Linked DNA regions of Mus musculus: region 2 is linked to region 1. Evidence: chromatin contacts called from ENCODE Hi-C or POLR2A ChIA-PET data. All regions are on one chromosome and are shown on one strand. The core of a region is the stretch at or near the end of the contact, and the rest is flanking DNA. Distances in the headings are between cores, read along the strand shown.

Evidence for each region. Hi-C counts contacts between places; a loop is a spot of excess contacts on that map. ChIA-PET counts read pairs that join two places held with the same protein, here RNA polymerase II (POLR2A).
Region 2: a loop to region 1 is called in a map of regulatory T cell, with 2.0 times the contacts of the local background. The contact joins the promoter of Clk3 here to the promoter of Edc3 in region 1. A Hi-C loop is called at or near these places in 1 of 37 maps with a recorded cell type or tissue (regulatory T cell). POLR2A ChIA-PET finds 5 or more read pairs at or near these places in 3 of 5 experiments (Patski and embryonic stem cell).

What each region holds. Positions count from the first base shown.
Region 1 is chr9:57,703,572-57,709,998 of GRCm38, forward strand. It overlaps Edc3 (enhancer of mRNA decapping 3), which reads left to right and starts at 4,998. Exons shown (of 7, transcript NM_153799.3): 1 at 4,998-5,128. It overlaps Cyp1a1 (cytochrome P450, family 1, subfamily a, polypeptide 1), which reads left to right. Exons shown (of 7, transcript NM_001136059.2): 7 at 1-253.
Region 2 is chr9:57,761,965-57,768,218 of GRCm38, forward strand. It overlaps Clk3 (CDC-like kinase 3), which reads right to left and starts at 3,150. Exons shown (of 13, transcript NM_007713.5): 1 at 3,110-3,150. It overlaps Gm32510 (a long non-coding RNA gene), which reads left to right and starts at 5,486. Exons shown (of 3, transcript XR_870786.2): 1 at 5,486-5,576; 2 at 5,893-6,039.

The DNA.
Region 1 (6,427 bases), core at 3,748-6,247:
GTGCTAGGATACAGTCATAGACTACTGCATCAGCTCTTGGTCTCTCTTCTTTACTGTATAAAATGTTTTTCTTAGAAAATGTTTGTGCATAAGAGCTTTGTATTATGGACTGTATTTTGCTTATGCATTTGTATTAGTTATACCTTAAGAGATTTAGATAATTTGCTAGTGTAACAAAGAAGATTCTAACTCAAGTATTCAGAAATATATATAGAAAAACCCTACCTGAACTAAATAAAAATATTACCTGGAAGTACTGTGTGTAGAGAAGTTCTGAGCCTGAGGTTAAGCCACATTCACACCCTTAAGCTTGTTTTCCTGAGTTTTTCCCCCTGCTGTGTTTTCCTGTTGGGAGGAGAAGGAGGCAATGGAGAGCTGGAGAGAATGCTGTCTCCCTCTCTAATGTGTCACACTTTGATAGGCAGTACTCTCTGGAACTCCAAACAGAGACTGCTTTCGGAAGCCCCCAAAGCTGGTAGGAGGGTCTGACGCATAAGCATACCATCTAACTCACAGTAACAGGGCTGTACTAATCCTTCATAGGGAATATGAACTCTAGAGCTGAGAGTGTGGCTAGGTGGGGAGGAATACTGGAAGAAGACCCCATGTCTTTGGGGGACATTAGAACAGAGCCTTTCTTGAAGGATGAGTCTCTCTCTCTCTCTCTCTCTCTCTCTCTCTCTCTCAATTCTTTGTAAATGTCACATCATGTACCCCAATCTCACTCATCTCCCCATCAGTTTGTATCTGTCCTCCACCCTTGCAACCTCTCTCCATATATGTATATGTGTGTGTGTATGTATATATATATAGATAGATAGATAGAGAGAGAGAGAGAGAGAGAATAAAAAAAAACCCAAACCCCTCCAAAACAAACAATCTCATCATGGTAGCTGCAGTGTGTCATATAGTACACCCTTTTGTCCACACTTCTTTGCTTGCAAATGTTCACTGCAATGAGTCATTCCTTGGTATGGTTAGAGGCCTCTGGCTTCTGCACTGTCAATACTAGATGCTTACTAGGACTCCTCTCAGATATCCTGTTGTTGCCCTGTGTCACAGAGATCTTACAGCTTTGGCTATGCAGAACTGGCCCCTTCATGTGCTCCAGCAGATCATAGCTGGGGCAGATGTTGGGGTGGGCCAACTCAAAGCCCTAGATCTGGGCCTGGGTGGTAGCTAAGTTAGTCAACCTGTCAGCTCTCCCACAACCACTTCATCAGGTTGAGCTCTCCAGCATTGCCCCTGGCTAGCTCACCCAGTGCCACAGGCAGTGAGAGGCATGGGCAGTTCTCCTGGAGAAGCATTCTCTCGAGTGGCTCATATTTTAATGCAGAAATCTTTAACCATTTGGAATGTCAAAATGGCAGTGTTGTGTAGGGGTGAAGGCCAGACCCACAGAGCCAGAAGCTCCTCTAACATGCTAAGAGGACATGCATCTTGGGATGTGACCCTTCCTAGTATCACCCCATTCAAGTTCCTTCTTGAACAGCTTGTAGTGGACAGCAATTACTATACTTATGCTTTCTGACTAAAGTAGATAGTTTCCATCTACCAACAGTTTCAGGCCACCACAAAGAGCAAACTCAAATCAGAAGGAACAGGGTGCCCAGTTACCATTCTCATGTTTTTTGTTAAAACAAAACATAGTTGCAGCTAGAAACATAGCTCAGTTTATGGTTGTCTAGCATGCCCAAAGCCTTGCGTTCCTGTGGTAGCACACACCTGTATTCTAGCAAGCAGGAGATAAAGACAGGATGGTCAAAGGTTAAAAGTCACTCTCAGCTGCAGAAAGTTTGCAGCCAGCCTGAAATATGTGAAATTCTGCTTTTGAAACATCAAAGAAATTTGGATTATATGCTATTGTAGTGGCTATTCTTGGTTGTCAACTTGACTATATCTGGAATGAACAACAATCCAGAATTGAAAGGCTCACCAGTGATCCTAATCTGGAGGCTGGGAGATACAAGTTTCTGACCTGGATCTTGGTATGGAGATCTTGAGGCATAGTTGCTATGAATTCCAGAAGATTAAGACAGGGAGATCTCTGAGTTCAAAATCATCTGGGATTAAAGGCATGGTGGCACACACTTTTAATCTGGGCTACTTACCTTCTGCCGGAGACCTACATAAGGACATTGGAAGAAGGAAGCTTCACACACTCTCTCTTCTTCACCTGCTTGCCTTGTGGAACTGAGCAACTGCTAGATCCTTGGACTTCCATTCACAGCTGTTGCTGACCATTGTTGGGAGTTGGACTGCAGACTGTCAGTCATCAACAAATTCTTTTACTATATAGAAACTACCCATAAGTTCTGTGACCCTAGGGAACCCTGACTAATACAGCTATAATATAGAGGAGCCCATAAAATATCCAGAATAGGCAAATTAATTAGAGCCAAAAAATTAAGGAAGACAGGGCAAAGGGAATTGGGAGGTGTGGGGTTTCTTCTAAACATAGGGAGCATATTCGAAAATCATGAGTGATGATAGTATAACTGTGTGTACACTAAAAACAAAGCAAAAGGCAGCAGACCTGGGAGGCCTACAGGCTCAGCAGTAAGAATTCTTGCCCCTTCTCCAGAGGATCCAAGTTCCATGTCCAGTACCCTTGTAGAACAGCTCACAATTGTCTGCAACTCCAATTCCAGAGAAACTGACACCCTTTTCTGGTATCTGTGGGCACTCCCACCCACTCCAACATATGAGTATACTGCCCCCTCAAATACCCACACACCCACAAAAAGTAAATCTTCATAAAAAACTACAACAATGAATTATGCAGGTTAAATGGTAGGGAAATCTACTATTTTAAAACTAAGCAATCTGGACAGCATATGTAAAGCAATTTATGAGCTGGCAGTGTACACCTTTAAACTCAGCACTCAGCAGGCCGAGGCAGGCAGATCTCTGAGTTTGAGGCCAGCCTGGTCTACAGAGTGAGTTCCAGTTCAGTCAGCACTACAAAGTGAAAACCTGTTTCACCATGTACTATCTTGCCTGGCTAATATCCTAAATCTTAGAGGCAATGGCCAATTCACAGAAATGAGCATTCTAACTTGCTAATGCCCAGATTGGGATCCAAGGCTTCTTATGAAAACAATTGGCCACAAATCTGGGACAGAAGCTATATGACTAGAAGGCAAGCCTGGGACACTTGGTCATGCCAAGCCTGGAACACTTGGCAGTGCCAGATGGTAACGACATTACAAAGACTCCAGGGAAAGACTCAGTCATGCTGAACAATCTCGAACAAGTTAAGTCTTGAGGATAGCACAGTTTGGGTATTGATAATAATTTCTACGGAGTCTGGTGACACATGCTTTTAATTTCAGAGTGCAGGCAGGAGGATTTCTTTGAGTTTGAGTCTAGTTAGGGCTGCATAGCAACAAACTGACTAAAATTTTTTTCCCATAAATTAAAACCCCTCAAGTGTGTTTGAAGCCATGAGCTCATAAACATTTCTAACTTTGTTTTTGGATTTATTTTATGTGTATTGAATGTTTTGCCTGCATGTATGTATGTACACCATAAGCATGCTGGTCCTCTCAGTGGTCAAAAGAGAGTGTTAGATCCCTTAGAACTGGAGTTATGGACAGTTGTGGGAAATGCTTTTAACTTCTGAGCCATCTCTCCAGCTTCTCTTTTCTCTTATTTTCTTTCTCCTCCCTCCCTCCTTCCTCACCCTCTCTCTTTCTTTCTTGGTGTGCTCAGAAATACTCCCCATAAGATTTAACCATGCTCAGTGGTGGTGCATGCATGCCTTTAATCCCAGCACTTGGGAGGCAGAGGCCATCCTGATTTACAGAGCAAGTTCCAGAGCTACATAGAGAAACCTTCTCTTGAAAAACCAAGAAGAAAAAATGAAAGAGATTTCACCTCAACAATGTTTTTCTTTTCGTAAGCACCACTAATTTCTCACCTCTAGTCAAACAGTATTGAGTATCTCAGCAAGGCAAAAGTTTCACTATGTAGTTCTTGTTAAGCGCAACCATTTCTCCAGCCCCACCTAGCCAGAACCACAGAATCTTTTTTTTTTTTTTTTTTTTTTTTTTTGGTTTTTCGAGACAGGGTTTCTCTGTGTAGCCCTGGCTGCCCTGGAGCTCACTTTGTAGACCAGGCTGGCCTCGAACTCAGAAATCCGCCTGCCTCTGCCTCCCGAGTGCTGGGATTAAAGGCGTGCACCACCACGCCCGGCTGGAACCACAGAATCTTAATTCAAAATAACAAATGGCCCCAATAGTCTTTAAATTTTCCTCCGAAACTTCACAAGCCAGGCAATCTGCAGTGCTCTCAACATTCTTAACTTCCAGTCTCCTACAGAACAGCTCACTGAGCTCTCATGGCTTTTCTAGCCTAAAATTCCAAAGTCCTTCCGAAACATGATCTGGTCTGTTCACAATACCCCACTCCTGGTACCAATTTATCTTAGTTTGGATTTCTATTGCTGAGATGAAACTCCATGACCACAATCAATTTGGGAAGGAAAGGGTTTATTCAGCTACACTTCCATATCACTATTCATCAAGAAAGGTTCTTGGAGTCAGGAGCTGGTACAGAGGCCACTGAAGAGTGTGGGTTACTGGCTTGCTCCCCATGCTTGCACAGCCTTTTTTCTCAGGAAAAAAAGCCCAGGACTACCAGCTCAGGGAGGGCCCCAGTTACAATAGCCTAGGCCCTCCCCACTCAGTCACAAATTAAGAGAAATATTGCATAGGCTTACTTACAGCCAGATCTTATAGAGCCATTTTCTCATTTGAGGTTCCCTCCTTTCAGATAACTTTAGCTTGTGTCAATTTGACAAACTAGCCAGCATAGTTCCTTCCTCCCATTCTCTTTCTTACTCCACTCAGATTTCACACACAGAAAACATCTTAGCTGCCTTGTCCATCAACCCTTAACATTACCCCAAGCTCTCAAATTTCCCGGGAGCCCCGCCCCTTGGCTCCGCCCTGTGTCAACGGAAGTGACATCACTCCGGGTAGGCCGAGACGCGGGGGCGTTTCCGGCGGAGGTGGCGGCTGCTTCTGTGTCTGTGGCGGTGGGCGTGAAGCCCCTCGGTGGGGTTTTGGCGAGCGAGGTCGTCTTGGTGTGCTGTGCAGCGCAGGCGGGGGCAGGCGGCGGGGAGGTGAGCACGAGGAAGGCTGCGTGTTCGCGGGTGCCCGTTGGCTGGCGCTTCCGGGTGGTCAGCTCGGTTTGCTTGTTAGGCTGCAGGCTTCCCGGCCTTGTAGATCTTTATATTGGCGGACAGGAGCTGCGGGTGTGTGTGTGTGTGTGTGCGCGCGCGGGTGTGTGTGTGTGTGTGCGCGGGTGTGTGTGTGTGTGTGTGTGTGTGTGTGTATATGCGTGCGCGCTCAAGAACCTTGTGTGTGCGCGCGCGCGCCCGCGCAGAAATTGTGGGGGTGCGCGCGTGCGGGCGTGTGGGGTACTCACTGGGTTAGGTATAGCCCAAGGATTCGGATTGGAGGCAATAACGGCTTGGTCTGTCTCAAGCCCGCTTTGGTTGCCACTGTGACTTCTCAAAGAGCCATTGCTCTTTGCCTTCATTTTCTTTGACCAGTGAGGTTAATAGCCAGTCGTGCGAGTGCCTCATAGTAGATGAGAACTTGTGTAACTTGTGAAGGACTGGGGTGTGGGACTAGAGATAGTGATGCCCTGCCAGAGCGCACGCACACTTAGCTGCCCTCGATGCACTGCCGCAGTTATCCTTTCTGTGTTGTGACTGCAGATATTAGTAATACTTGATCTGTGGTTTTAAGTGTTGGGGTGTGTTGGAGGAATAGTCTTCATCAACTTTAGTTGATTTTCAGTCTCCCCGTTGCAGAGTTAAAAGGACCCTTAATCTTTCCACAATCAAAATGACTATCCCCGAGTTATTCGTGGCTCATCTGGAACCCTCAGGTGGAACCCAGTTTTTTGTTTTTTGATTTTTGTTTTTTTAAAGAGAATGATGTATCTGTTTTGTTTGGGCACAAAATTCTTAGTTTTTGGTTTCTCTGAAGTAAAAGTAGTTGCAAAGAATGACCTTTTTTTGGTGACAGGCACTCAGTATATAGTTCTAGGTTAGAGCTACATAGTGAGAACCTGTAGAATTGTCTGTGTAGGTCAAACTGGCCCGGAACTCACAACGATCCTCCTGCCTCTGCCTCCAGAGTGCTGGGATTAAAGGCCTTCACTCTTTGACTACCAGGATTACTGGTTTTGATGTTACTGAGACATTTGGCCACTTGGGTCCCCTATTACCGAGTAATGCTCCTGCTTTAGCCTCTGGACTTCTGAGATTATAGATGTACACAACACACCTGACTGACAGTTTCTAATAAAGGCAAATGCAGTTTCATCTCAGATTTTTCTGTGTAATATTAACAAGAACCCATATAAAATGCTACTTAAAATGGAACTCAGAACTTGAAATAATTCCAATGTT
Region 2 (6,254 bases), core at 1,900-4,399, 57 kb after region 1:
CCATTGTTCTGTTTAGGGGTAGCCCCTCCCAGGGGTTTATGAAGTAAAGAAGAACTCTGATGTCACAGTGACAGAACAGCAGACAATGGGTGGATGACTCCCTCCTCTGCCAAGTGAATAAACAAACAGGTGCCTCTCCAGCCTGGCCCAGGGGCCTGAACACTCAAACTATGCAAGCCAGGGCCCAGATACAGAAGTAGATGTAGTGGGATGCTGAGCACTGCCACGGGGATGCCAAGGACAGGAGGAATGGAGAGGTTTTTTGCTCAATTTCTTCATGCCTATGGGATCCTATAACCTAAATGTTCTAGAAGCCTGGAGCTAATGAACTGGTGGCACAGAGCCAAAGTACTAAACTGAAACTTGCCTGGCTAAAGCAATGAACTGGACTCAACTCAAAGAAATTCAAAACTCTTCAGTCAGTGAGGAACCACAGTAGAAATGAGAACTCTGACCCTTGAGCAAAGACACAATGTCTCACCAATAGTCCCTACTCCTATCAGGTTCCAGCCAAGTGGGCCTGGGCCCAGAAGGCCTGCCCAGCTCTTGCTGACCCATCCAGAGTATCAGCCCAGAAAGGAGCCACAATCAGGTATCTAAGCTGCTTGCCTGAGGCAAATTTTAGTGGCCCTCAGACCAACTAGAGTCCCATACCAGGTGCTTCCTCTTTAACAGCATCATAGCCATCCCTTCTAGCTCCTCCTACTCCGGCACTCTTTCTTGTGCCCTATCTCTGAAGGAGCCAAGAAGACGTGGCTGTAGGTCTACACTGGGAAGTAGGACAAGTATTCCTTAACCACGGAGTACTTAGATCCAATACCGGAGACTCCCAAATGGGATCAGCAGCCAGTTCAGAGAGATGGCTACGTGAGTCTGGCACCGTTTTCACCCATATCCAGCCCCTTCACATTTTGTCCACCAGATGGCCAGGCATGAGAGCACAGCTTGTTTGCTTTCCAAGCCTTCAATTGCTCACACCCAACCTCTAGTAGTGCATAGTCCTAGGCTTGCCTGGCCAAGCACCTTTTAAACAAATCCATCAAGGCTGCTCCATCTCACCAGCACAGTCCAAAGATGAAATAGGTACTTGTGTATGAGCAGGATTGGGAGGCAATTTATGTAAACCTCTGGGAGCCCTAAGAAAGGCACTGTTGTTTTCACACTTATCTGAATGTCCCCCACCCCATGACCTTATGACAGGTGCTCAGGCTGTAGCCTGAAAGCAGTAGCCCATGTCTCACCAACTGACCCAAAAGACAACCTACTGGCCAGGCATACATCTTCCCAAAAGGCAAAGTGGTCCTGCCCATCCTCACCAGGCAGACAGAGCACCCTAAGCATCCTATCTGGAGGATGTTGTAATGCGGTCTAATCTACAGCAGACCAAAATTTTCCTTCTGGGACCTAAGTGGATTTCTATGACCACATATGTCTACTTGAGTGGAAAGTCACAGCCTCAGAGTCGAATGCCAACCTGCTCCACAGCAATACCACTTCACTGTTGCCTTTAGGCAAGTTATTAAACCACTTTAAGCTTCAGCCTCCTCTTGAAACAAGGGAACAATAATCTCTTACAGGCTCCATAGGAATTAAATGTCTGCCCTATAAAGTCAAAAGCCTAGCACAGGTTTGGGCCACAAGAAGTACTAAAGACAGCCTTTCATTAGCACTGAGAAGGTTCCGGCTAACACTCAGGGCTATGTTGAATGCCTTAATTTATAATTCCTTCCAAGGGACCGGGTAGGAAGTTTTGGCAGGAAACCTTGAACTCGATCCCAGTGTTGCCACTTACTGGCCCTGTGGCCTTATACAAGTCACTCTAGACCTAAATTGTCATGCCTGAAAAATGAAGATAACACCTCTCATACTGGCAAAGATGGCCCAATATTTTGGCCATGAAGTACCACACATAGGCAGTAATGGAGATAATCTCCCTTGCAACGCATCCCAGGCAGGTGAAAAATGGGAGCTACCAGGTGGCCCATGTCCTCCTCCCAGCCAGGTCGTTTGAGCCTATTTCTCACAAATTCTCCGATTCCATGAGTCCTCGGCAAAGAAGCTTTTTAAAACGTAAAGGCCACAATTATGCTTTGGGAGGCTCTGCTCTGAACAATGAAGAAAAAGGCAATGTGACCAATGAGACCAAGTTACTGGATGCCAATTTTTCTATGAGCACAGGCCTCTCTGGCTTCTCATTTGCTGTTCCTGGCTAGAGAACCGGGCTAACAAGAAGAGCAGCCAGCCAGGTCAGCGGCTGCCCTCCCGGATTCCTGCCACCCAAGCGACCCATGGTTATTTTTGGCTGGCAGTGCCCCACCACTGCAACCTCAAACCTGCCACCTCGCAATCTGCGGCTGCCACCGGGCAAAAACGCTCCTCCTTTTCAAGGGCACGGAGGAGGGAAACTGGAAGGCCGCCAACTCCGCCTTGATGGGGGCTAGACTCTGGCAATTCCCACCCAAGCATCAGGGCACCCGCACCCGGAACTAAAGCATAGAGGCTCCCGACCGGACCGAGGAGCAGCCTGGACATTTGTACTCCTGGCTTGGTCTGGCCCATTCTCCGGGATGGAGCGGTTCCATCATAACAAAACACGGAGGGGGCCGGCGGCCCGCACTCGAGTCCCTTCCTTCTGCCCGAATCCCAGGGATCTCAGAGCCCCGTTCCCCGTAACCGCCAAGGGAAGACCCGGCGACCAAAGGGATGGCCAGCCTGGGCCAGAATCAAACTCCAGGCGGCGCGCGAAGGAGATCTGCGGGCTAAGCCTCGAGCTCGGGGCAGGGAAAGCCTTTCCAGGATAGCCTAGGTCGGACGCGACCCAGCCAGCGGGCCGGCGCGGGACCCAAAGGGAAGCCTCCCAGCCGGCTCCGAGGCCGCTGGAGCTCCGCCTCCAACACCGCGGGAACCAGAAAAGGGGTCTGCAGTGACCGCCCTCAGGGAGAGAAGCGGCGGGTCAGGGGTGAGAGGTCGGGACCGCGGCCTGACGTGGGCCGAAGAGGGAAATAGGTCCAAGCCGAGACCCGACCGGGTGGCACGGTACCCGTACCGGCGTGGCCGTCCCCACCGACTCACCCCAGCTGCCCGGCCACGGGCTCGGGCCCACACTCACCGTCTCCCAGGCTCCGGCTGCGGCTAGGCCCCACTCCCCACTCCGAGCGCCTCTTCCGCTTCCGGCTCTGGCCTCCGCCCGTGGCAGCACCGCCCCCTCGCGTGACGCAGCCGTCGGCGGCCCGGGCTCGACCCGGCCCAGAGGCCTGACCGCTCTAGCCCCGAACTCGCAGACTCTGGGGGACTGGCCTGCCCCGCCAGGGTCCGGGCGACATCGGTGGAGGTCTCTTCCCGGAGGTCCCGGGAGCAGCCTCGGGCCGCGGCCTGCCCCTCTCCGTGTGGTGCTGCACGTAGGCCCCCGAGGCCGCATCGGTGCGCGACCACGGTCTGAGGACGGCTCTGGGCCTAAAGGAGGAACCCACCGGACTGCCAGGCTGGGGCCGCTTCCCCGCCGCGGCCCAGCTGTGCTCGCCAGCCTCTTCCTGCGCGCGGAGAGGACCGGCATTGTTCTCCCGGGGCCCGGGAGGGCGCTAGAGACGAAGGCGGTCGGTGCGCCCGGGCAGAGGAAGGCGGGCGCGACTCCGCTTGCGCGCAAGAAGCAAACGACACATTCTGCTCTCGGCTTGTGCGGGTTTTTTGAAAGTCCTGGTGCCACGCCCCAGCTGGCTCGAGCGAGCAGTCTCCGGGAAGATCCCCGCGAGCCTCGGCGGTGGGGTCTGACGGAGAAATCGTCCCCTTCCCTTGAACACCTCAGAGCGTCTTGCTGTCAGTCTTGCTAGGAAACCCGCGCCACACAAAAGCCCCGAGCCGCGCCGCGCTCCCGCTCTGCCACTCGAGTCACTCAGCCCGTCCTTTCGCTGCGGCATCGGGCGTGAGGCACCCAGTCTAGACCCCTCCCACCTACTGTCCAACGCTTTGTCGTGGCAGGATCATGAGGTCTTATTTTTTTTTTTTTCAGAAGAGAATACAAGTCGCGGTCCTTTGGTTGGGCCTCGCTTTGACAGCGTCCCCGCCCCCGCGCGTCGCGCAGCCAAGCGGGCGGGTGCCGCGCCTAATTGCCCCACGCCACGCGAGGTCCGCGAGGCTGCGGCGGCCGGCCAGGGCGGGGCATAGCTTTAGGATCTTGCTGACTCAACGCGGACAGCCAGGGTTTCCCAGGTGTCCCCTCCCCGTACGGGATGCGCGCCCACCAGGTGCTGTGGCTCCCTAGGCCCCCCTGCAGTGATGAAACTGCCTTTAGAGAGCTTTGCCTCTGGTTCTGACGTAATGGCCCGGCATCTTCATCACCAACCAAGTAAAAGCGGTTGAGTTAAAAAGCTGGGTGATTATGTTTTGCAAACTCAAACTGACTCATAGTCACCTTCCAACCCCACAGACATTCAACAGCCATTTCAACTGCTTCTGCCCGAGTCCTGCCCCATTGGTTTCCAGCCTAGAAGCCAAAGATTGAAATATCCAGGCGTCAGAAGATGCAGCTCCCACCTGAGGCCAGGCCCACACTGATAGAATTTCCTTCGTTCACAGGTTTCTGTGGTGTCGTCACCTCCTACCAATGCTGCCCAGCCATGTTTCCATGGCTACGGGAAAATAGCATCCTCCAGTTTAAGGCCGACATCCTCAAAAAGTTCCCATCTCCTGCCCTACCCCAAGTGTCAGAAATGAGATAATTTAGACCGTCTTCCTGCCTACCATCCTAACAGGAAAAATCAGGGCCATCTGCCTACAGCCCCCACTCTCTCTACAGAGAGGACTTCTTGCTGACAGCTGATATAGGAGCTGTCTCCTAGCCCTGTCCTCTCCAGAGGCTGCAGCTTGGCCTTCCTCCTGGATGGTCTCCCATTAGACCTTCGTCCTCTTGTCTCTCTTCATAAAACCTAGCAGAAGAAAAGAACTGGTTCTGAAGTAAAGTTAGGTTGATGAACGTCTCCCGGCATACACATCTCATCTCTGTGGTACTCTGTTGAGAGGAACCTTGGAACCGCTCCTCCACCCCTTGCTCAGCCCTGCGCTCCCCCAGAAGGAGACTTGCTGCTTACCCACTGCTCCAAAGCACCAGCTTCCACCAGCCTGTGCCCTGGGCCTGTCAAGCCTTTTCTGTGTGCCTGGTCTGTAGCTTGACTCCAGGGCACCAAGGTGATGTCCCGTTCTGCTTGTACTCAACTCCTACAGCTTCTATTTCTCTCTACCTTTCTTTTCCCCTCCCAGGTTCGTGGGCCCCAGTGCTCTCTCTTCTGTCTGCCCTTGAATTCTCCTCTGCTATATCTAGCTTTGTCCTGCCTGGAATGAATTGATGTACATTTGAGCCTCAGCTCTAAAGTCACCTCCCTGGAAAGTATCTTGGGAGAGGTCAGGTTCTTCTCTGTGCTGTGATGCCACTCTCTTGGCTCTCACCCAATACTCTGCACTTGATCTTAGCCAAAAGGCCGAGAAGCGATCACCCAATACTCTGGAAGTTCAACACAGCTTTGCTTCCCAAATCGGGCAAGAAACACCCTAACTCTGGAAGTCTCGCTTCCTCTTGGGCCTAGGTAGGGTGGACTTGTGGATGTTATGCCAGAGTGTAGGATCAGTCCTCACAGCCTGTTTTAGAGTGAACTTGGGTGATGCTGATGTAGGAAGACAAGGAGGGGCTTTGGGCCTGGAGTGGAGAGAGTCAATCTGCTTAAAGGGGGAGGGGCCTGCTGGAAGGTGGTGCCAACCTAAGAGGGACAAAGTTCTGGGAATATAAGATATGTAGGTGAGCACGGGGTCCCCAATGGAGGAGTTAGAGAAAGGAATAAAGGAGCTGAAGGGGTTTGCAACCCCATAGGAAGAACAACAATATCAACCAACTATATCCCCCAGAGCTCCCAGGGACTAAGCCACCAACCAAAGAGGATCTTTGCTCCTGCTCCTTCGCCTGCTTGCTACGTGAGACTGAGTAACTGCTAGATCCTTGGACTTCCATTCACAGCTGCGACTGAACAATTGTTGGGAATTGAGCTGCCGACTGTAAGTCATCAATAAATTCCTTTACTATCTAGAGACTATCCATAAGTTCTGTGACTCTAGAGAACCCTGACTAATACAGAAGTGGTCCAATGTAGTCAACCTGCCACCAGGTTGCTGGCTGGTCACCTCGAGGAATGGTGCCATATCTGGGGCTCAGTGTTGGTTTCTGCTGTTGGCAGATCTGGCAATCAGCAGCAGCTGTAGCCAGGTCAGCC